Regions from separate parts of the Homo sapiens genome. Here all the other regions are linked to region 2. The links are chromatin loops, found by intact Hi-C in ENCODE. Cell type or tissue: HepG2. All regions are shown on one strand.

Evidence for each region. A loop is a pair of places that touch in the nucleus more often than their neighbours do. Peaks named below come from ENCODE experiments on the same cell type or tissue, not always from the same donor. Only the 100,000 strongest peaks of a DNase experiment are listed, where the experiment ranks them.
Region 1: a loop joins it to region 2, with 4 times the contacts of the local background. A loop is called at or near these places in 16 of 110 quality-filtered maps.
Region 3: a loop joins it to region 2, with 4 times the contacts of the local background. A loop is called at or near these places in 6 of 110 quality-filtered maps.

What each region holds. Positions count from the first base shown.
Region 1 is chr17:72,121,868-72,129,867 of GRCh38, forward strand. SOX9 (SRY-box transcription factor 9) reads left to right here. Exons shown (of 3, transcript NM_000346.4): 2 at 852-1,105; 3 at 1,676-4,549. The coding sequence ends at 2,520. Among named protein-coding and RNA genes, the nearest start is that of SOX9, 4.8 kb to the left of the region's middle. RefSeq lists a silencer at 39-138 and enhancers at 795-824, 1,328-1,851. In HepG2, a CTCF peak has its summit at 5; DNase peaks (open chromatin) are centred at 1,464, 3,484, 4,844, 5,414 and 1 weaker place; H3K4me3 peaks cover 4,327 bases.
Region 2 is chr17:72,514,900-72,522,899 of GRCh38, forward strand. The region is part of intron 1 of LINC00673 (long intergenic non-protein coding RNA 673); the gene reads right to left. Among named protein-coding and RNA genes, the nearest start is that of LINC00673, 74 kb to the right of the region's middle. RefSeq lists enhancers at 198-698, 846-1,035, 1,998-2,506. In HepG2, no CTCF peak of the experiment used is centred here; DNase peaks (open chromatin) are centred at 2,102 and 4,242; H3K4me3 peaks cover 866 bases.
Region 3 is chr17:72,408,725-72,416,724 of GRCh38, forward strand. All of the region lies in intron 3 of LINC00673 (long intergenic non-protein coding RNA 673), which reads right to left. Among named protein-coding and RNA genes, the nearest start is that of LINC02003, 70 kb to the left of the region's middle. In HepG2, no CTCF peak of the experiment used is centred here; DNase peaks (open chromatin) are centred at 4,137, 4,757 and 7,560.

The sequences.
Region 1 (8,000 bases), 390 kb before region 2:
CTGGGGGCGCTGGTCAGGGCTGATTTGCCCCGCCCCGCCTCCCATCGCCCGGGAGTTGCCGTTCCGGGAGCCGGCGGGATGGGGTTGGGAGTGGGAATGGGGTGTAACTGTGGCTCAGAGTTTGACAAAGTTCTTGGGCTGCTCGCGGGGACGCGGAGGAGGGGGGTGGTAAGTGGAAGAGGTGAGGGAGGTAGCTGGAGGATGGACGAAGACTGGTGGGAGACGGAAGGAGGGGGCTGCCAGCCTGCTCTCCAGTCGCCTGGAAGCTCAATCGGGGCGGGGAAGTGAAACTTGCCTCCCTCCTACCCGGCCTCTTAAAACTGCACTCTCTCGTGCAGCCCCACTGTCCACGGAGATGGGGCAAGGGAGAAACCGAGGTTGGAGGAGACCCTTGGCAGGAACTGGGAGGCGGGAGGAGGGAGGCTACTGGAAATAGGTGGGAGTGTATGGTGGGGGGTGAGAATTGGGGACCTTCTTGCAGCTTAAGTAATTTGGGGGAAAGTTTTCAAAGGGGGTTGGGGTTGGGGGCGGTAAGTCGAGCAGCAAAGGCGTTTAGGGGGCAGCACCGGGAGTCGTTTTCATCTCCAGCGTTTCCAAAATAGAAATAGAAGGGGAGGGGAGGGAGGGGGCGGGGAGTGACCGCTCAGGTCAGACTGCAATAACTTATTTATTTATTTATTTTTAAGAAAAGTTATGAGCTGTGGTTGCAGGCAGGAGGGAAGATGGAGTTGTGTGCAGAGGAAGCCGAGTGGTCTGGGTCGCCGCCTCCTCCCCGCCGACCTGACAGTTTGGCGGATTTCACTGACCCCTCTCCCTCTTTTTCTCTGTGCCCCCCGCCCCGCCCCGAGCAGACTTCTGAACGAGAGCGAGAAGCGGCCCTTCGTGGAGGAGGCGGAGCGGCTGCGCGTGCAGCACAAGAAGGACCACCCGGATTACAAGTACCAGCCGCGGCGGAGGAAGTCGGTGAAGAACGGGCAGGCGGAGGCAGAGGAGGCCACGGAGCAGACGCACATCTCCCCCAACGCCATCTTCAAGGCGCTGCAGGCCGACTCGCCACACTCCTCCTCCGGCATGAGCGAGGTGCACTCCCCCGGCGAGCACTCGGGTGAGTCGCCCCTCGACCCCACCGGACAAGCTATCTCCGTCCCGCCTGGCACACCCCCTGCCCTCCGCCTGGGAGATTCTTCGTGGGGACTTTATGCTTCCCGGGAGGGACACACTGCCCTTTGCGCCCGTCCCGCTCCCCTCTCTACCCAGAGCCTAAGAGGCATCCAAACAACACACACACAAACACACACACCCCAACTCAATCCCAGCATCCGAAGAGATTAACTTTTTTATTGGGAGGTAAAATGCCCTTAACAGCCTTACAAGACCTCTCCCTTCTTCTCTGCTCCCCCACCCCAAAAGCACACACAGGGCTCTTACACAAGTAGCAATTAGGTCTTCCGGACCCTCCGGGCCCCAGACCCTCCCCTGATAAAAGGGGGCTGTCCAGTGTGTACCGGCGGGTTAATCATTGGGCGACTTATCTCCGGTGCAGCGCGCCTCTTGCGCGGGTGCGGGCCCTTATTACACTTTAGCAGCGAGGGAGGGTCCCCGGAGGGTGCCTAAGACTAGGGCGTCTGCACAGCCCTTGTTGATTTTCTCGTGCTTGTTCTTTTATTGTCCACAGGGCAATCCCAGGGCCCACCGACCCCACCCACCACCCCCAAAACCGACGTGCAGCCGGGCAAGGCTGACCTGAAGCGAGAGGGGCGCCCCTTGCCAGAGGGGGGCAGACAGCCCCCTATCGACTTCCGCGACGTGGACATCGGCGAGCTGAGCAGCGACGTCATCTCCAACATCGAGACCTTCGATGTCAACGAGTTTGACCAGTACCTGCCGCCCAACGGCCACCCGGGGGTGCCGGCCACGCACGGCCAGGTCACCTACACGGGCAGCTACGGCATCAGCAGCACCGCGGCCACCCCGGCGAGCGCGGGCCACGTGTGGATGTCCAAGCAGCAGGCGCCGCCGCCACCCCCGCAGCAGCCCCCACAGGCCCCGCCGGCCCCGCAGGCGCCCCCGCAGCCGCAGGCGGCGCCCCCACAGCAGCCGGCGGCACCCCCGCAGCAGCCACAGGCGCACACGCTGACCACGCTGAGCAGCGAGCCGGGCCAGTCCCAGCGAACGCACATCAAGACGGAGCAGCTGAGCCCCAGCCACTACAGCGAGCAGCAGCAGCACTCGCCCCAACAGATCGCCTACAGCCCCTTCAACCTCCCACACTACAGCCCCTCCTACCCGCCCATCACCCGCTCACAGTACGACTACACCGACCACCAGAACTCCAGCTCCTACTACAGCCACGCGGCAGGCCAGGGCACCGGCCTCTACTCCACCTTCACCTACATGAACCCCGCTCAGCGCCCCATGTACACCCCCATCGCCGACACCTCTGGGGTCCCTTCCATCCCGCAGACCCACAGCCCCCAGCACTGGGAACAACCCGTCTACACACAGCTCACTCGACCTTGAGGAGGCCTCCCACGAAGGGCGAAGATGGCCGAGATGATCCTAAAAATAACCGAAGAAAGAGAGGACCAACCAGAATTCCCTTTGGACATTTGTGTTTTTTTGTTTTTTTATTTTGTTTTGTTTTTTCTTCTTCTTCTTCTTCCTTAAAGACATTTAAGCTAAAGGCAACTCGTACCCAAATTTCCAAGACACAAACATGACCTATCCAAGCGCATTACCCACTTGTGGCCAATCAGTGGCCAGGCCAACCTTGGCTAAATGGAGCAGCGAAATCAACGAGAAACTGGACTTTTTAAACCCTCTTCAGAGCAAGCGTGGAGGATGATGGAGAATCGTGTGATCAGTGTGCTAAATCTCTCTGCCTGTTTGGACTTTGTAATTATTTTTTTAGCAGTAATTAAAGAAAAAAGTCCTCTGTGAGGAATATTCTCTATTTTAAATATTTTTAGTATGTACTGTGTATGATTCATTACCATTTTGAGGGGATTTATACATATTTTTAGATAAAATTAAATGCTCTTATTTTTCCAACAGCTAAACTACTCTTAGTTGAACAGTGTGCCCTAGCTTTTCTTGCAACCAGAGTATTTTTGTACAGATTTGCTTTCTCTTACAAAAAGAAAAAAAAAATCCTGTTGTATTAACATTTAAAAACAGAATTGTGTTATGTGATCAGTTTTGGGGGTTAACTTTGCTTAATTCCTCAGGCTTTGCGATTTAAGGAGGAGCTGCCTTAAAAAAAAATAAAGGCCTTATTTTGCAATTATGGGAGTAAACAATAGTCTAGAGAAGCATTTGGTAAGCTTTATCATATATATATTTTTTAAAGAAGAGAAAAACACCTTGAGCCTTAAAACGGTGCTGCTGGGAAACATTTGCACTCTTTTAGTGCATTTCCTCCTGCCTTTGCTTGTTCACTGCAGTCTTAAGAAAGAGGTAAAAGGCAAGCAAAGGAGATGAAATCTGTTCTGGGAATGTTTCAGCAGCCAATAAGTGCCCGAGCACACTGCCCCCGGTTGCCTGCCTGGGCCCCATGTGGAAGGCAGATGCCTGCTCGCTCTGTCACCTGTGCCTCTCAGAACACCAGCAGTTAACCTTCAAGACATTCCACTTGCTAAAATTATTTATTTTGTAAGGAGAGGTTTTAATTAAAACAAAAAAAAATTCTTTTTTTTTTTTTTTTCCAATTTTACCTTCTTTAAAATAGGTTGTTGGAGCTTTCCTCAAAGGGTATGGTCATCTGTTGTTAAATTATGTTCTTAACTGTAACCAGTTTTTTTTTATTTATCTCTTTAATCTTTTTTTATTATTAAAAGCAAGTTTCTTTGTATTCCTCACCCTAGATTTGTATAAATGCCTTTTTGTCCATCCCTTTTTTCTTTGTTGTTTTTGTTGAAAACAAACTGGAAACTTGTTTCTTTTTTTGTATAAATGAGAGATTGCAAATGTAGTGTATCACTGAGTCATTTGCAGTGTTTTCTGCCACAGACCTTTGGGCTGCCTTATATTGTGTGTGTGTGTGGGTGTGTGTGTGTTTTGACACAAAAACAATGCAAGCATGTGTCATCCATATTTCTCTGCATCTTCTCTTGGAGTGAGGGAGGCTACCTGGAGGGGATCAGCCCACTGACAGACCTTAATCTTAATTACTGCTGTGGCTAGAGAGTTTGAGGATTGCTTTTTAAAAAAGACAGCAAACTTTTTTTTTTATTTAAAAAAAGATATATTAACAGTTTTAGAAGTCAGTAGAATAAAATCTTAAAGCACTCATAATATGGCATCCTTCAATTTCTGTATAAAAGCAGATCTTTTTAAAAAGATACTTCTGTAACTTAAGAAACCTGGCATTTAAATCATATTTTGTCTTTAGGTAAAAGCTTTGGTTTGTGTTCGTGTTTTGTTTGTTTCACTTGTTTCCCTCCCAGCCCCAAACCTTTTGTTCTCTCCGTGAAACTTACCTTTCCCTTTTTCTTTCTCTTTTTTTTTTTTGTATATTATTGTTTACAATAAATATACATTGCATTAAAAAGAAAGTGGCCCTGTGGATTTATTCACCCAGTTCTCCTGTTGGATGATTTGGCAAATTTGAGCACAAAAGACATTGTGGAGTGCTGATTGCTGTGATGTTTTTGTTTTTTATCAGCACCTTTGGCAATCCTAGAAAACAAGCTGAGGAAAAGACTGTATCTCCAAAAATCTAGGCAGAAAAATCTTGAAAAGTGCCACTCCAATAGATCACACAGAAAATTACATGTCAGTAGTTGCTCACTCTGGCAAAAATGTTTGTTGTGGTTTTCATGACCTCATGCTTCAGGGCAAAAGCTGTCCCTTGTGGAGGTCACAGGGAATATTAGACCTGAAATCAGGAGCTTGTCAGTAGACAGAATGCCAGAGGGGTGACTTGCTTATCTGGTTTTAATATGGCAAACTTTCCGTTCCTATGAACACATACCCAAGAAATGGAGTATCCACTTAAAAAGCAAAGGAAGCCAGAGAAAATCAGTGTCTACAGGGAACCAGAGAGAAGCCTGTCGTATTAACCCATTAAATGATTCAGAGCCTTCCAGATTTCTCTGTAGAGACAATGAAAGGGGATGATTTTTCTGCTCCCTCCAGTTTAACTCATTCTAAGCAGACGCAAAGCCATTGTAGAAGAAACAAGACCTAATCCTGTTTTCCTTGGCCCCAGTTAGATGGGGAGTTTCCAGGTTCAGAGAAACGTTCAGGTCATTTTTCATTAAATAGATGAAATCACTCCTTCCCTCACATGGGCACACCTCCCCATCCCCACTCCCACACCCCAGATGATTGGAGAAGTGTCTCTAAAGAGTCAGTCACCTTCACCCTCTCAGGCTAGTTTTACTACTGGGCCTGTGTCTCTGGCAGTCTTAACCAGAGTCCAACCTCTCTGGCATTACCTCACATTGTCTGTTTCTGCTTATTGGATTCCTGGCTGACATCCCACACCAGGAACATGGCAACCAGGAAAATGGTAGTTATCAAATCGAGGCAACATTAGTACTCGGCCTCCTTTGCAAATTCCTTCGACAAACATTGATTGAGGGCCTGTGATCTGCGGGGGACTGTGCAAATCCTTCCCTACCCCTTCAGACATCAAATTCTGTTCCTTGTTTGTGACATAGCCTTCCATGCGCTGAGGCCCTCCCTTCTTACAAAATCTCTATTTTTTTTTTCTCTTGCCAACACTCACAAAGTCCTTTTTAAAAGTCTCTGTGGTGTTCACTAATTCTTGCCTACCTTATTCGTTCTAATCCCTTTGTCTATTAAAATCAACACACACCATTCCACTGCGACTACCCCCTTCCCTAGCAAATCTGTATGTTTGCTAGACTGTTCTCCCTTCCAGAAATATGCTCTTTTTCCCAGTATGTGGCCTTTGCCAGGACTTCTTGAAGCCAAAATATTCTGTTCGGACATAAACTTGTGAAGGGAACTGAAGCAAGTTGTTTTGCTTTCCCGTGCCTCACTTTCCCCTTTTGCTGAGTATGTTTATAATTCCTCCTACATAGAGCAGGGTTGTTAATAGAGGAGATTTTAGCCAGAGCAATCTGGGAGTTGACTGCATTGGAGTCTCCTGGTCTGTACAGCAGTCCCCCTGCATTAGAATTCCTGGGAGTAATAGCCAGGAAAAAGAGTTTCATAAGCTCCCCAAGTGGCTCTGATACACAGTAAAATGCAAGAGACACAGGAGTGCTGGGAGAGAATTCCTCAGAATCCCGCTCACCCCCATATCTATCAGATCTAGTCAAAGCCCAATATCACCAGATTATAAAATATTTTGGAGGAATTTTTAGTCTAACACCAGAAGCACAGAGCTTATCACCCTGGCAACAGCAACACATTGACTGGAAACCTAGGAGAGTCCTCCACACCGGAAAGAGTTTGTATGTAGATCCAGGGTTATTTGTTTGTTTGCACTTAAAATAAAACCTTTTCTTTTCTAACCATTTTAACAAAACTGAAATTTTTAGCAAAAGGGAATAAAAATAAACTCATTTAAGAATCGGTCTTTTGCTCTATTATTAAATTAGAGCCATGGGGATTCACTGGAGCTGTTTGACTTTCCCACTTCAGCTCCATCCCATCCCTTTCCTTCCCTGATTTCCAAAATGAACGTTTGTGAGGCAGCATGGTGGCACGTTTATATTAAAGTAATCGATGAACTATCACTACAGCCAGAGATGGATTTACTATGAAGCAAACAAAGCTCAAGCTTCAGCACCTCTCAAAAGCACAGGCTCCTTTTAAGGCTCTGGACTTATTCTTGAATTTTTAAAATTTAAATTCTTTTTCTTAAAGAACTTCGCCTCAAAAAAAAAAAAAAAAAAACCATAAACTTCATGCCACACAAAAGCTGGATCTGCCCCTGATCACACCTATTGGCCAGTAAACTGAAGCATTAGAGGCTGCCATAGAAGATAGCAGAATACATTTCTTTCTGTTCTCAACAGTGCCTGAAACATAGTAGGTGCTAAACAAATATCTACCTTCCATCGTATCCATGAACGTGACGGTATTGCCAAAGAACACACTGGAATCTCTGCAATAACACTCTACCACTTGTCCTTACACAGTTTCTCATCCCTCTGAGAGTCAAATGAATTTTTGCTTCTCAAATGACATTCACTTACGGGCATAAGACAGGTTTCTTGCACACAAGAAATGCAATGACCTGCCCTCCTATTCTTTCCCTTTCCTCTTCCTGCTCATTCCTTTTTTTCTTTTCTTTGCCATCTCTCCTCTGCATTTTCTCAGTCTCCCCTTGACTCTGACAGCTGAAAACTTTGCTGGGCCCTGATTGAGCTTTTCCTCTTTTATCAAGCACAGACTAGAACTATTTTACTCCGAATTTCTGGAGAATCGTTCTTTTTTGACCAGATACAACATGGGCCAGGTAATCTCAGAAAACAACCAGGCTAAATTTGGGGCAATAGTTCCTTGAAGCTATTGTTAGACATGTCCCTTGAGCATTCAGGATTTTATATGGAGGTTCATCTGATCACCATTATTTCCCACTGTCATATTCCACTCTAGAATTATTCCCACTCCTCATTCTTGCCATAAATATTTGATTAGGACGCAACCATGAACAAGAAAGACTGCCTCATGGAGCTTACATTTTCATGAAGAGGAGGCGGGCGCAAATAAATAGTACTTCCTGGTCTTTCCTTGTTTGCATGCCATAGGGGAAAAAATGCAACTCATTAGAGCCAACTGGGAGAACAGGCACAGGGAAGGAGGAGTTGATGGATTTGGAAATGGTTTTGGTGAGAACATGCTGAGTTCATTTTTCCTCTCCTGATCTTCATCTCTTTTTCAGTGATATAAAATTGACTCCATTTACATAAAGGGAACCCACTCTATTTTTACCTTAGCCACTCCCTCCTGCCCCTCTGCCCCACCCCCCAGTAACCCTCTATTAGTCTCTCTACCTCTTAATGAACCATGGATTCATGGAT
Region 2 (8,000 bases):
TATCCCTGAATCTCAGTAGATTCTGATAGATTCCCTCATCTTTGCCATTCTCTCATTTAGCCTGATTCCAGCGAGAGCCTCTAACCTCCCCTGTTATTTCAGCCCTGGGTCTCTTTAAGCAGCCACTGCCAAGCTGTGGGGGATTCATGGTGATTCAGCCCTGGCCCCAAGCAAGCTGGATGTGCTATCGCTCAGCCAGGATATGGCTGGGAGCCCACAGGCTGCTGCGAAGAGACAAAGCTGTCCTCTCCAGCCTTCGAAATCTCCCTTCCTTCTACTGACAGGCACATTGCGGGTCCAGCCATCATGCCCAAGGTGGTCAGAGGCTGGCTTCAGCCTCTTAAAGATTGAAGGCAAGACAATCATCCACCTCCACCCCAGGAGGAAAATGAGGCAGCTGAGCAGTTTCCTCCTGCTCTCTTACTCTCATGTAAGGCATCGTATCTGAATGTAGACAGAGTATTTGCTTGTTTTCTCTTTCTTAGGAGGCAGGACCAGGGAGAGACCCAGCAAAGAGAAGGTCCCAAGCCTAGCTCAAATCTCCTGGTCCTGGAACATTCAGGAGCCGCCCCACTTCAATGGTAATTGGCCTATTTCCATCTGGTTTCCAAGCAACATGACACAAAATCCCCAGGAACCTTATCACAGAGCCAGTGAACTGGAAGGGGCTGGAGATCGCTCTGGCCCAAACTCCCTGCGCCAAAGCATGCGGGGCGACTCAGACACAAAAGGGAGGAAGGCACAGTCTCTGCCCAGAGCCCACGGTGGCACCAAGAAACTCCTTTTACCACTGAAGAAGAAAAGGAGGTCCAGTCTTTTGGAGGCAAGACAAGGTCACCTACAGAGGGCCTCAGCCGAGCAACTCGCTAGAGGTTGTTTTCTGCATGACCACCTTCCCTGCACCGTGGATCCCTGGGGTGGGTGGTTTAGGGGCTTTCCAGGTAAGAGCCAGGGTCAGCGCCAGGAAATGATGACAAGTCTGTCTGAACCCTTTCCGCAGACATACAATTGACCTCCTCCAGCCAAGCGCTGCTCCAGTTAGAATCTTTCTAAAACTACATAGGCAAATGTCTAGCAATTGTCATTCAACTCTCACAATGAAAGGGTAAAAACTCATTTTAATGTGTCTCCCTTGTACCACTTTCTTAGTATGCCTGAATCCATTTCATCTCAAGGACCATACATCAAGCACTGCCTTCTCAGGTACTCAACTCTGCATGCCTAGATGAAGCCACAGCACTCCAAATCTGATTATGGGGATATTTTAGGAAGACAGCCTTGCATTAAAAACTGAAATCCTAGCCAGGCACAGTGGCTCATGCCTGTAAACCCAGCACTTTGGGAGGCCGAGATGGGAGGATCACTTGAGGCCAAGAGGTCAAGACCACCGTGGGCAATACAGTGAGACCTCCGTCTCTACAAAAAATAAAAAATGGAAAAACTAGCTAGGCATGGTAGTACATGCCTGTGGTCTCAGCTACTCGGGAGGTTGAGGCAGGAGGATAGCTTAAGCCTGGGTGATCAAGGCTGCAGTGAGCTCTGATGGCACCACCGTACTCCAGTCTAGATGACAGAGCAAGGCCCTGTCTCAAAAGAAAAAAAAAAAAGAAAAAAGAAATGGAGTCCACTGAACACTAAAAAAAGGATGAATTTTACTGTATGTAAATTATTCCTCAATAAAACTGACTTTAGGAAGAAAATCCACAGGCTCACCCTTCCTAAAGAAAAAAATACACATATAATATCAGGGAGGAAAAAAAAGAAGGAAATTCACACCTTTTTGCTTGACAGAAGTACGGTGCTTGCTTTTTCAATTAAAACTAAAAGGCTACTCCTTTAGGAAACAAAAGTGGGTTCAGCTCCAACAGCCAAGCAAAGCAACGGACTCACCCCACTGGGGATCCCACAGCTGGAAGGTCCCTGACCTACTTCCGCCCAGATCGCCTGAAAGGCCCACGGGGCACCAGCCAAGAGTGGGAAGCAGAGCCGGGCAGCGGGTGCAGGGTGGTGAGCAGAGCACTCCCCCTCTCGCCCCACAGGACACACACAGGCTGAGGGCAAATGATTCCCAGACAGGGACCTGGTGAACAAAGAGGTTACGCAACTCACTAATCACTCAAGACAGCCAAAAACAGAACCTGACATCACGTGCCTGTGACCATCCCCACGGACTGCCTGTGAACTCCCGTAGAAGGTATTCAACAGTTTGTGGAATTACACTGAGCTTGAGTCGGGCTGCAAATAAAAATAAAGTCACTTTTCCCCTAATCCTGTAAGAAACTGGGCACTCAGGGACACGTTAACTCTTTCATGCTCTCTAGAGCCCATTTGAGTCTCAATGGATTCAAGGTTTGGTGGGATGGAAACATGAGTATAGTAAGAATCATCTTAGACTATAAGAAATTCCAAAAATGGCGGGGCAAAAAAAAAAAAAAGGAAAAAAAGAAAAGAAATGGGGAAATTTTGTTACGGTCTTGCATATAACCAAGGTTTTCTCCTTGTCACGGACCAAACCATGATCTGAGTTTGGAGCCTTCTAGAATCCTGAAAACTAGCAAATCCATCTAGTGACAAGATGCACTAAAGCCCTGTGTGGTTTCTAAAAGTTGCTAAAAACTCTAGAATGGCAAACGTTGATAGGGTGGTAGGAGGATGGGGTACTGCACTGATTATCTTTTTAACCTAGATTTCATTAACAATCACCAATTACCGTATACATCCTAAACACCAGGCACTACACAAAGTAACTTAAAGTTATCAGTGCATTCAATCATCATAGTCCTAAAAGATGGGCACGGCCACTTCTATTTGATAGGTGGGAGCACTGAGGATACCTAGCTAGGTGATGGCAGAGCTGAGACTCAAACCCCCAGCTAACCCCAAAACACACACCCCTAATTTTGTCATCCGGCTCTCTGATTAAAAGTGAGAGGCTTTTCTACCCAGTGTGCTGAGCCCAAGTGCCCAAAGATGAACTGTTTCCATGAGTTGTCAGATTTCTGACCCAGAGATGGCAGGACAGAAGCATCTGACTGGATCAGGGAGGTGGCAGAGGCCCAGGGAAGAGGGAGGGCCTGGCGGTTTCAGTGAAAGTCAAAATGACCTCCCCAAATATGCAGCAGAAATTCTCCAGGTACCAGGCCACTGCTGGAGAGATCAGAGGCTCAAGGCTGCCAAGAACAAGGAACTACTGCCAGAAATAAGTTAAGACCTCCCCACAGGTCTCCAGCGGTCACCCACCGTTCCTTAGATCAGTCTCCACCCTCTAAGTAGAAGACAAAAGTGGATCTCCAGAACCTTGAAGCTATTATGCTCTGTGAAAGAAGCCAGACACGAAAGGCCACATATTGTGAGGTTCTGTTTATGTAGAATATTCAGAATAGGCAAATCCATAGAGCCAGAAAGTAGACTAATGTTTGGCAGGGGCTGGAGGGAAGGGAGAATGGAGAAATGACCGCCTAATGAGCGCAGGCTTTCCTTTTGGGGTGGTGTATGCATACGTCCAGACTCTTCAAAATGTGTGTATTAAACAATGTACAATTTATGCATACCAATTTTCATTCAATAAAGATTTTTAAAGGACTTGGAAAAAAGTTCTGAATACAAATAGTGGTGATGGTTGCACAACACTGTAAATGCTTTCATGTCACTGAACCGTATACTTTAAGTTGGTTAAAACGGTAAATGATGTTATATTGTTATATGTATTTTACCACAGTTTTTTTAAGGTGGAATCTCCAAAGAATCCTAGAACTCATTCAGTCCAAGCCTAAAACCGAAACACGGAGTCGGGGCTTAGCCTCTAAGGGCTGTGAGGGTTAGAACTGGATGTTCCCCTAAGACCCTCAAATTCATAAACTCATTGTTTAGAGAGAGGGTGGTGCCGGCAAGCAGGGAAGGAAGAAGGCCTGCGAGACGGTGAGGCCGGACAGAGCACTGGCTCCTTCTGAGGCGACCAGGGGGAGCGAGGTGCAGCCAGGGAGGCAGGGCCCCCGCCCATGCATCCTCCCCCAGACCCCTCGCCTCTTCCCACCTGGCAGACCTCATGCTTCCTTCCTTGGGGCTGGGAGCCCAGTGCCCTTGGTCTGCATCACAGAGTCAACAACAATTTATCTGAACTGAGCAAACAAGGCAGCCATAAGAGGCGGAACTCTGACAATATTTAATGACTCCGGGGGTGGGGAAGCTTTGCAGGAGAAGGAGGGCAGGCGAGGAAAGGAACCAGAGAGGAGGCAGAAAACTCCAGGGGAAATTCCGTCGGGGGGAAGATAAAAGGGGGCTGTAAAGCAATTTTGACAGGTTAACAGACAGGTAATATTCCAACGGTGTTTACTTAACCAGGCTAGCACTCCATGCAGCGCCGATTAAGCTGCAGCACGAGAGCCTCAGCAGCTAAGGGTTTCACAGAAACAAAGATCTAGTCAGAGAAAACCAAATAACAGCCAGTCAGATGCTGGCAGCCCGGCCTGCAGCTCCCCCAGCTCGGAAGCCACACGGAGATGCTTCCTGGAGACCGATCTGGAAAGATAACTTGCAGCGGGTACCTTGCTGGGCCTCCACCTGGGATCACAGGGCCTAGCATCTGACAGCTCCTCGGAAAGGGTGGGGCATGGGCACCAAGCGCAAAGTGTCCCCTCTTCCCTCCCACGTTGAGGCAGACCAGTTCTCCAATCCTCAGTCCTAGGAAGACAGCCTTGCTGGTCCCACCCGCTGGCCCGGGGACTGCTGGCTCAGGATCTTTAGCCAGCAATGAAATTCATGCCAGCTCCCAAACCCCTATCCACCCACCCAGATGCAAACCCAACGTGTTCTGCCATCTCTTAGCTCTCATACACTGGGCAAGTTCCTTAGTCTCTCGGGGCCTCAACTTCCTCATCTGTAAAATGGGGCAGTAAATTTCACAAGCTTCTTTAATTCATACATCACTATTAATTATCTGTTAATGTCATTGATATAAGTATAAATAATGCAGATAGTCCCCAACATACAATTTTCCTACTTTATGATGGCGTGAGAGCAAAACAAATTCAGCCGAAACCACACTTCAAGTACCCATACAACAATTCTGTTTTTCACTTTGAAGATACTAAAAAAAATTCAATAAATCATATAACATATTCAAGATTTTATTATAGGCCGGGAGGTGGTTCATACCTGTAATCCCAGCACTTTGGGAGGCCGAGGCAGGCAGATCGCCTGAGGTCAGGAGTTCGAGACAAGCCTGACCAAAATGGTGAAACCCTGTCTCTGCTAAAAATAAAAAAATAAAAAAATAAAAAAAATTAGCTGGGCATAGTGGCGCATGCCTGTAGTCCCAGCTACTCAGGAAGCTGAGGCAGGAGACTCACTTGAACCCAGAAGACGGAGGTTGCAGTGAGCTGAGATCGTGCCATTGCACTCCAACCTGGATGACAAGAGAGAAACCCCGCCTCAAAAAAAAAAATAAAAGATTTTATTATAAAACAGGCTTTGTGTTACATGATTTGCCCAACTGTAGGCTAAAGTAAGTGTTCTACTAATGTTTAAGGTACATTAGGCTAAGCTATAGTGTTTGGTAAGAGCAGTGTCTTAACTGCATTTTTGACTTACAATATTTTCATCTTATGATGGGTATCAAGACGTGATCCCATTGTTAGTAGAGAAGCATCTGTATTTAATAAATAATTATAAGGAATAAATGAGGGTTTAGCACAGTGTCTGGATGTTAGTATCTACTCAATAAACTTTAGCTTCCTTATGCAACTATCTTTAACACCCACGTGGCCAGATTCAGAATGTGATCTTCTGAATATAGCAGAACAACCTATTGACAGGAAGATGCTTGATTTTTAAAATACGTGAAGGCTATTATATCTCCACCCATGCTCTCATAGAATGAGGAGGAAACGCTGTTGGGACCAGAAGAAGTGTCACGCTGGCTTAGGTCCCAGGAGAAGCACCCGAGACACCCCCAGCTCTCTGAGACCTTGGAGGCCTCACTAAGCAACTTGATATGGTTCCATGTTCCTGTATTTCTCAGAGGACATAAAAGTGTTCAAAGCCCCGGAACCAGCAAGCAAGAGGTGCCAAGATATTGACTTCATTTCCTATAGGGTTCCCTGGCCTCTGTTACAGGACACTATTTTGAGGTTGGATTATATATTTTTAGGTTATTTGGAAAATCATTGTGGCTTTAAATAATAAAATTCTGAGTGACATCTGTCAGCCCTGATTACTGTGAGTCGGCTAAGCTGCATTTTCTTTCGTTTTCATTTTTAAAAGTGCAATGAAGTAAGTGTTACCCAGAAAGGTCTGTGAGAGTCTGCAGGGTTGTGTATTAAACACTCTCTTGAAACTGGTCCCAAAGGCTTGTACCAGGGACCTAGCAACAGGCCTGGGGTGGTACACCCAAGAGCTGAGCTGGCAAACACTGCCAAAAGCAAGAAGTGGGACTGAGGCCCCTGCAAGGAATCACAGGGGCATCTGGTCAACCTCCTTCATTTCACCAGTGGGGTAGCAGAGGCCCAAGGGGGTTGGAGAATTGCCTTGGATGTACAGACAGCCATGGTGAAAGACGACAAGAGGCAGGTCTCCCCACAGCTTCATTCAGGACTCTCTGAGCTACACTATGAGGCCCATCAGGTCTTCTTATTCTATGAGTAGCACATCAATAAGGTTTGTATCCTACTGACCCAGTCCAGAAATCACCTCACGAAAGGGTTCCTCTACATAAATCTCTGCCCTTCTTCTTTACTTTCAGGATTCAATCATTGTTCCTACTCAGAAAAGTGCATCTTTTTTTTTCTTTTTAAGAGATGGGGTCTAGGCAGGCACGGTAGCTCGCACCTGTAATCCCAGAACTTTGGGAGGCCAAGGCAGGTGGATCACCTGAGGTCAGGAGTTTGAGACCAGCCTGGCCAACATGGTGAAATGCCATCTCTACTAAAAATACAAAATTAGCCGGGCATGGTGGTGCACGCCTGTAATCCCAGCTACTTGGGAGGCTGAGGCAGCAGAATCACTTGAACCCAGGAGGTGGAAGTTGCAGTGAGCCAAGACTGTGCCACTGCACTCCAGCCTGGGCAGCAAGAGCAAGGCTCTGTCTCAAAAAAAAAGAAAAAGAAAAAAAAAAAAAGAGATGGCGTGTCACTATGTTGCCCAGGCTAGTCTTGAACTCTTGGCTTCAAGCGATCCTCCCACCTTGGCCTCCCAAAGTGCTGGGATTATAGGCATGAGCCACCACACTCAGCCTTGAAAAGTACATCTTTTATGACCACCTGTTGGTTATCCACCATGTGAGTCTCACCTAATACAGGACTGGTGGTTTAGGAAATACCTGTGGCTGTCGCAGTTTTGGTCCTGCAGGGAAAGTGCCATCTACAAAATGAACTTGGAATGTCTAGGTTCAGGCAGTCTCTTCCTCAGAAAGCAGGAACCTCCAGACCAGATCTACCAAAAGCCATTCTCCCTCCCACAATCACCGCCACCATGTCCTGAGTATCAATAGCTTATTGACCCTCTTCATCCAGGAGCAATGAAGTTGTTAAGAATCAAACTCAATGGTTTTTTTTTTCTTTTCCTTTTTTTTTTTTGTGGGTATGATTTTACAGAATCCTCCTTTTTCCCCCAAATAAGTTTGATCAGCATGCATTTCATGTCTGAATTAGGACCTTAATTCAAGGCCCAGCACAGGGAAAGGAGTCAATAAGCAACTGATGAATAGAGGGATGAATTTGGGAGGCAAGCCTTTTCAAAGAAGCTATTCGATGGGTAAATGCCTATAAAATAAGCACATACTTTGTTATGTGGGACAAGAGATGGGGATGGGTTGGGGGTCCCATTCTCACGGATGGAAACCTCATTTTAAAAGTTTTCAGGTTTGGCCGAGCGCAGTGGCTCATGCTTGTAACCCCAGCACTTTGGGAGGCTGAGGTGGGCAGATCACTTTAGTTCAGCCTGGGAAACATGGCAAAACCCTATCTCTCCAGAAAAATACAAAAATTAGCCAGGCCAGTAGTCCC
Region 3 (8,000 bases), 110 kb before region 2:
CCTTCCCGAAGGCAGGACTAATCTTCCCCACCTTTCTGACTATAGGTCTTGAGACCCTCCCCAGAGCAGGACCCGCCCTATACCCTTGGGGAAGGAATGCTGATGTCATGAAGCTTCCATAAAACCCCAAGAGGACAGGGTTCTCTGGGGAGCTTCCAGATAGCTGAGCACATGGAGGTTCCTAGAGGGTGGAGCATCCAGGAAGGGCATAGAAGCTCCACAGCCCTTCCCCCACACCTCACCCTATGCATCTCTTCACCTGTAGCCTTCGTAACAGCCTTTAGAATAAACCACTAAACGTGTTTCTCTGAGTTCTTCAAGCTGGAGAACCATCTTCTTCCTTGTCAGTCCCTCTGAGCCCTCATCGTGACTGTGCAGGGAAAACTCTCTCCAACCATGCTCTTCCTCTGCTCTCACCCCACAACAATCAACACAGAAGATGTTGGTGACCAAATCTGTGGGGATTATCCCCCCGACACGGAGCTGCGGACACCTGCTGGGTGTTCTCCAATTCAATTCTGACCACTGAGTTTGTGGTCATTTATCACACCAGCAATAAGAAACTAATCTTGTCAATACAGTGTATTTTCCGAGAGCCTTTTGAAGAGAGTATCATAGGAGAGATATTGGTAACAGTGAAGGGGAGCTGGGCAAAAGGGGTGGGAGCTGGAATTTGGCTTGGAAAGCTCAAACCAACACCCTGCAGCCTCAGCAAGAAAAGAGCAGGTCTGTGAGAGCATCTAAGGCAAGAAGTGGCCCTGGCTTCGAAGTGGAATGTTAAATTAAACCATTTGCTGACTGATAACTTGGGCAGGTGGCTTCATCTCTGAAAGCCTCAGTTTCATCATTGCAAAATAGAGATATTATTATCCACCTTGCAAAGCTCTTAGGATTAAATGAGATAATACATGAAAAGCAGCTGGCACATGGTAGATGCCAAATACACCACAACCCTTAGGAAAGAGTAGGTGTGCACAGATGAGCATAATCTGTTAGTTGGCCACTCCCGTATCTATTCTACCTTTTCCTCTTAGTAACAGAACTCTAATTTGGAGTTCACACATTGCAGATCAGAGTAAAAAGACTACATTTCCCAGCCTTCCTGTAAGTGAGATATGACCATGTGACCAAGATCTGGCCAAGGAGATTAAAGCAGAAGTGTTGCAGGACTTCTGGGGAGGCTGCTTCAAAAGGTGCTGGAAGGAGCCCAGTTTTTACTTGCCTGCCTTTACTATCTTCTGCTTTCAATGAGGACATGATGGCTGGTGCTCCAGCAATCATCTTGGACTCAGGGACATGGAAAATGGAAGGCATGCAGTCAGATGGTCTAACAGGAAGATGGGAGCCTAGATGGCTGACAACTCCACAGCTATCACGTTAGCCTTAAATGGCCTCCCTCTGGATTTCTATGTGAGAGAGAAATGCTCTTCTGTCTTAGTTAAGTCATTGTTGTGTTGTCTTGGATTTTTTTATTTTTTTTAGACAGAGCCTCACCCAGGCTGGAGTGCAGTGGCACAATCTCAGCTCACTGCAACCTCTGGCTTCCAGGTTCAAGTGATTCTCCTGCCTCAGCCTCCCGAGTATCTGGAATTACAGGTGTGTAAAACATGCCCAGCTAATTTTTGTATTCTTAGTAGAGATGGGGTTTCACCATATTGGCCAGGCTGGTCTCGAACTCCTGGCCTCAAGTGATCCACCTGCCTCGGCCTCCCAAGGTGCTGGGATTACAGGCGTGAGCCACCGTGCCCAGCCCGTTGTTGTGGATTTTTAGTAATCATCATGGGTACAATATAGCACAGATATAGGCAAGTAGGATTCAGAGTCACTCAAAGACAATGGTTCTCAAACTGTAGCCCTGATCAACAGGCTTGACATCACCTGGGAACTTGTTAGGAATGCAAGTTCCTGAGCTCCACTCCAGATTTACTGAATAAAAAACTCTGAGAGTGCAGCCCAGCAATTTGCTTTAATAAGCTCTCCAGGTGATTCTGATGCAAACTCAAGTGTGAGAACTACTAGTCTAGAGCAAGATTTCTCAACCAGGCATGCTTGGGGTGGGACAATTCTTGGTTGTGGGAAACTGTCCTGTGCATTGTGCGACGTTCAGTGCCATCCCCAGCCTCTACTCACTAGATGCCAGAGCCCCCCGCAACCTGATCCTAGGCGTGATCATCAAAAATGTCTCAGACATCGGGGTATGCCTGGGATTGGGGGAGCGGACAGTAAGAGTGTCCCCAGTGTAGAAACACTGTCCCAAAGGAGTAATTCTTAACCTTGGCTACGCTATAGAATCACCTAGGAAGCTTTTCAAAATTCCACTGTCTCAGCCTCATCCCAACCCAGTTAAGGCAGAATCTATGAGGGCAGGAGGGAGACAGCAGTGAAAACTCCCTGGCTGAGTCCAATGATGAGCCAAGGTTAAGAATCGCTCATTGCAGAGGGGCAGCCAGCCAGAAGAGGAACTGTGTGCTGCGAGCTGGTGAAGGTACTGAATCCTGATCGTGAGCAGGACATAAGAGGTTCCAAAGCAAAAACTGTAATAAGAGTGGCTGGGGTAGACCTGGGAACCAACATTGTACCTGCCAGATGGGTGACTAGACGGGGTGGAATTCCTGGCAGCTGTGTCACCTCATTTCCCATAAGAACAGGGTGGACACCTTTCAGTCTCTCACATAAATAACCACACAAAGCCTCAGTTTTCTCCCCTAATAAGCAGCAAACAATAAGCCAGCTCCCATGAGGTGCTAAGCATTAGCTCATCCCACGAAAAGAACTGTCTTAATAAAGGCAGCCATGTGACCGTGAGCCTCTTTCAAGATAAACTCCATGGGCACAAGGATACTCTCTGAGCAAGCACAGATTTCACATATATTTAATGGAGCCCTGACAATAAGCTTGGCAATGGGGCCATAAAGGAGGTGGAGTGGAGAAGGAAGAATTAAACGAGAAACCAGTGACCAAGAATGAGGGAGGGATGAACAAGCAGATGCCCTCTCCTTAAAAAGAAAGATTAAGTCCCGTATAAATTCTTTCTCCTGCCGGGAATGACTTTTTTCTTCATTATTTCATTCCCAGCCTGCTCTGCTAAAATGCTGAGCCGAGCTTTTCCTTGTTTCCCTTGGCTTAAATCATTAAGTCCAGGATGTCAGTATGGGGAGGCAAGGGGGTGTAGAGAAGAGGAGGAGAAAAGGAGGAAGCCAACCGGCTCTCACTCTCTCAGGTGTACCAAGTCACTGCAGGACCAGGATCAATGGCTTCCCTGCACTCTACGTTTTCAGCCCCACCTGGCTAGCCCAGATGGAAAGATAAAGGAACAGGTACCAGTCTATAAAGCATGTCTCCCGGAGGCCTTAGGGCCAGCATGTCCATTCTTTCCCAAGGGATTTGCCTTCTATTCTTTCAGTCCTTTTACTGCAGCTGATTGGGACAAGGAAGAAGACGTCCAATTGCTCCATACCAGCAAGACCAGAAAGACAAGGAACCCAGGATTCTGTTCCAGGTTCCTTTTCTGTGCCTAAGGATTTCCAACAGGTCACTGCAACAAGTGAGTCTGAAGAATATCGGACCTTGTTGCTTCCAGTGTTCCCACCTTCTTCTTTCTTTTTTTGAGACGTCGTTTTGCTCTTGTCACCCAGGCTGGAGTGTAGGAGTGCAGTGGCGCCATCTCGGCTCACTGCAAGCTCCGCCTCCCGGGTTCACGCCATTCTCCTGCCTCAGCCTCCCGAGTAGCTGGGAGAACAGGCGCCCGCCACCACGCCCGGCTAATTTTTTTTTTTTTTTTTTTGTATTTTTAATAGAGACGGGGTTTCACCATGTTGGCCAGGCTGGTCTTGAACTCTTGACCTCAGGTGATCTGCCTGCCTCGGCCTCCCAAAGTGCTGGGATTACAGGCGTAAGCCACTGCACCCGGCCCACATTCCTTTCCTTACCCTCACCACCCCCTCCTCACAAAGTCAGAGATCTCCCACTTGACTCAAGTCCCTGGGTTCCCTCCAGCCAGTAAACCCCGTGTGCAAATGTCCTGACTCTTGCAAAAGTGTTAAAAAACAAACCTTAAAAAGCTTCCAGATGTTCTGTTTGTATTGTGGTGCTTCTCTGCGCTGGTCTCCAGAGGCCAATACGCAGTGCACAGCATCCTGACTGCCCAGATAAAATATGAGGCAGCCAAGAGGCACAGCCTGGGGGTGAGTGGGGATGACCCTTCCCCCAGGACCACGGCTCCCCCAGTTCACCCATTAACTCTTCCATTGCCAAAGGGCAACTTTCCACGCAAAAACCTTCAAAAGACTGCAAAGGAACAAGTCTGATAAGCTTTTAGGTTTTGTCTCCTCTGAGTGTCCACCTCACCTCACCATTAAACTTCTCACACCAACTGCCTTTGGGATGTCGAGTCAGGGACTCAACGACACAAGAGTGACCCTCCTACTTAAGATGCTAAGTTACCATTTTCAAGGACATCTTAGGAGCTGGACCATCCAGAATGCGGGAACAGAGTTCATGAGTTGTCGAGGCCCCTCTGGGGCTGGTGGCCTCTGATCTACAGAAAGGTAATTGCCAACGGGCCAGCTTGTGCACACACAGCCACACACGCAACCCAAGGTGCACGCACCTGAGGGCCCACGATTCTTTGCACAGGGTGACGCCTGCTCCCTTTGATGCTTGCCGGATGTGTTCCCAATGGGCAAAAACCAGACCTCAATAAAACCCGGCATTATCAAGAGGCCGGTGGTTTGTGATTGCACCAGCCTGTTATCTCCGAGGCCCTGGGTGGGGCTGCTTTGCGGTTCTCCATTGAAAAGCATTAACTTATAGGTAGATCAAAGACCCTCCCGAACCAGCCGACCTGGTCCCTTGTTTGTCCCGGTGGACTGTGCCAAAAGATGGACTTTAAAGATAATAGGTACCCCAGTCCCAGACTCCCTTCTGCCCTCCCTCTCCTTCTCATGCACTACGTCCCTCAGGGGCCATCCAACAGCCAATCATAAGGCCTTTCCTTCTCTTTCTGCAGATGACCCATTTAGAACAAGTCGGGGACCTGGCCGGACAGAGTCCTGGCCCTGCTGCAACAATGGGGATCGAGGGGGAGAGAGAAACAGTGACTTTGAGACCAGGCAGGAGCTCTTCTCCCCTTTGGCAATCAGGCCAGGAGTGAGGTTCCAGAGAGACAGTCGCTGATTCCACTCTCTCCTCATGAGGGATAAACTGCTGAGTCCTCTTCCCTTGGTCCCTAAAGTTCCCTGTTGGCCTCTACTGCCCACCCAGATGTTTGAGAGCCAGCGGTCAGTCTGCAGTGAGGACACAGTGGGACCTCTGAGTTGTTTGGATCTGGGTCACCGAGCAGGACTGCCCATTGATATGGGAGAGAAAGAGCATGTGTCCCCAGACTGTGGGTGCCAGCAGCCTGCTCGCCTCCTGATGTTCCCCAACCCAGTAGTGTAGGTCGACCCGGTCAGCTGCAGGCTGCAGGCTGCAGTAGCAGCCATGTTTTTCTTCTTGTGTTGAGGGTACCAAGCTCACTGTCTGGCAAAGAAGAGGCAAACGAATGAATGAATGAACAAATGAATAAATGAATGGATCACTAGCAGCACAAGCTAGTCATCTTAAAGCATGGGAGGCCCTTAGAACATGAACCCACTCATTCCTACCAACAGGAAAACACTTCAGGTGGCAATTCTCAGAGATCCCACAGCTTAATGATACGAAGTCAGATCAGGGTTCCAGTCCTGGGTTAGTTAGCCTCTTAGGAGTCGTAGGCTCCTGGGCAAGTTACCTCAAATCTCTTGAACCCATCTGTAAAACAGGGATAATTTCTAGGCTTGTTGTGAGGACTGAGTTAAGTACTAAAGACTCAGTTAATTTTTTTTTTTTTTTTTTTTTGAGATGGAATCTCTGTCTGTTGCCAGGGTGGAGTGCAATGTGCAATGGCACAATCTCGGCTCACTGCAACCTCTACCTCCCGAGTTCAAGCAATTCTCCTGCCTCAGCCTCCTGAGTAGCTGGGACTACAGGCGTGCACCACCATGCCCAGCTAATTTTTGTAGTTTTAGTAGAGACAGGGTTTCACCACATTGGCCAGGATAGTCTCGATCTCTTGACCTCGTGATCTGCCCGCCTCGACCTCCCCAAGTGCTGGGATTGCAGGCGTGAGCCACCGTGCCCGGCCTATTTGTTCTTATTAATCTATTTCCCTATGGCATTATCTCCATTTCAAAAATACAGTCAGCACATTTCTGAAGAGGAAGGACATTAAGCCACTTCCGTGGTTATTTTCCTGCTATAAACCATTCCTAAAATGTGTACAATAAAGCCCAGATCCATCTTCCATTACTCCTTTTTTTTCCTTTTTAAATCAATAAAATTGTTTGTAACATTTAGATTAACCCTTACCTCACCTCCTTCTATATTCCCTCAACCACCCCTAAAAGTTCTGAGAACTTGTGTCCACATGCAGGGAGGAGGTAATGAAGGCAGGAGTCATGAGCAGGGCACTTAAGACACCCTCACCATGAATGATTTAGCTCAGCTACTGATAAAGGCGTTATTCCAAAACAGCTAAGACTAATCCATACTCTAGCTTGGCTATTATTTCATGCTACATTACATAGAAATCCAACTCCTGTATCTTTCCCTTGTATCTTTCATCTTTCTAATTTGTGTTCTCTCTTCCTTGAACCCCTGGTTTGTCTGTCTCTGTCTCACTCTCATTAGAGACACCACGGCCTTATGAGCCAAGATAGGCCAACTCAACTGGAAAGGATGCTTATGGGGGCTCTGTCTGTTCTGCCTGGTCCTGGCCCCACATGGCCTGGCCAGCTTGTGGCATCTGTGCCAAGGTGAGCGGGGAAGCTGGGCCTCGGCACCCTCCCATCACGATGGGGCCAGGCTGTTACCCAAGGCTGCAGCTGGACTCTCAGAGGCACAGGGAGGTCAGGCAGCAAGTTCACAGAACAGGCCACCCACACGGCACATCAGGGCTGCTGGACTGTCCCCAGGGCCAGAGCCGCTCTGGCCCTTGGCCCTGACTCGGAAGACTCCACCATATGGCCTCCCTCTGGGAGGGTGAGAGGAAGAAAAGAAGTAAACCAGGGGCTAGGAAGAACCATGCTGCCCTCTGAATGCCAGAGACCCTTCTTGGGCACGGGGTTGGTGGGTATTAGATTTGCTCCCAGCAGGTCTGAGACAAGAAAGGCGGTGTCCAATAAATGAAACGGGTAACAGCTGATAGCAATACGATAGATGAGCAGATGAGATTGGGCTCTCCCTTTCTGCTCTTCTCGGGGTCGTTCTCTCTTTCTCTCTCCAGCCCCTAAATGTGTTTCCAGGGTTTGGTCTGAACTTCAAAAACCCTAAAGTTTTTGGGAGTCTTCACACTTTTCTAATTAAAGACCCAAACTGGATTTTCATGTTTGCAGAGAACTTTGAGCAAAAGTGTAGGCAGCACAGCAAAACAGGAAGAGAATGATCTCTCTCTTGTTCTCTTGTGTGTTTTTTTTTTTGTTCTCTCTCCCTCTCTCTCTCTTTCTCCTCCCCCTAAAATGTACTGGGGGGTAGGGGAAGGAAGCAAACAAAACCTCTCTGCAGCTTTGGCCCCTAAGTCCCCTGAGCCTGCCAGTGTTCTGTTGACAGCCTTTCTCTTTTCTGCGGTCCTATAGCCACCAGTTCCATCCCTGTTGGGGCAGGGGTGGGGGTGGGGAGAGCTGGGCAAGGCTCTGGGAAAAGAGAGGAAGGAGGCAAAGAGTAGATTCTCTGGCACAGCTGCCAAGAAAAGAGCCCAAATGCCTCATCTCAGCGGAAGGCAACCCTCCTGGGCTCCCAGGCATGCTGGGGCTTGCTGAAAACCAGAGCCCTGGCTGGCAGAGGCGGTGGACAGGGAACCAGAATTCAAAGGGGCGGCCGAAGGAGGGGGGTGCGGGGGAAGAGGGGGAGGTTTCAGTGAATCATATAAATTAGAGACAGAAAGGATGTCAGGCCACCTTCATTTCCTTCCTCTCCTAATGGGA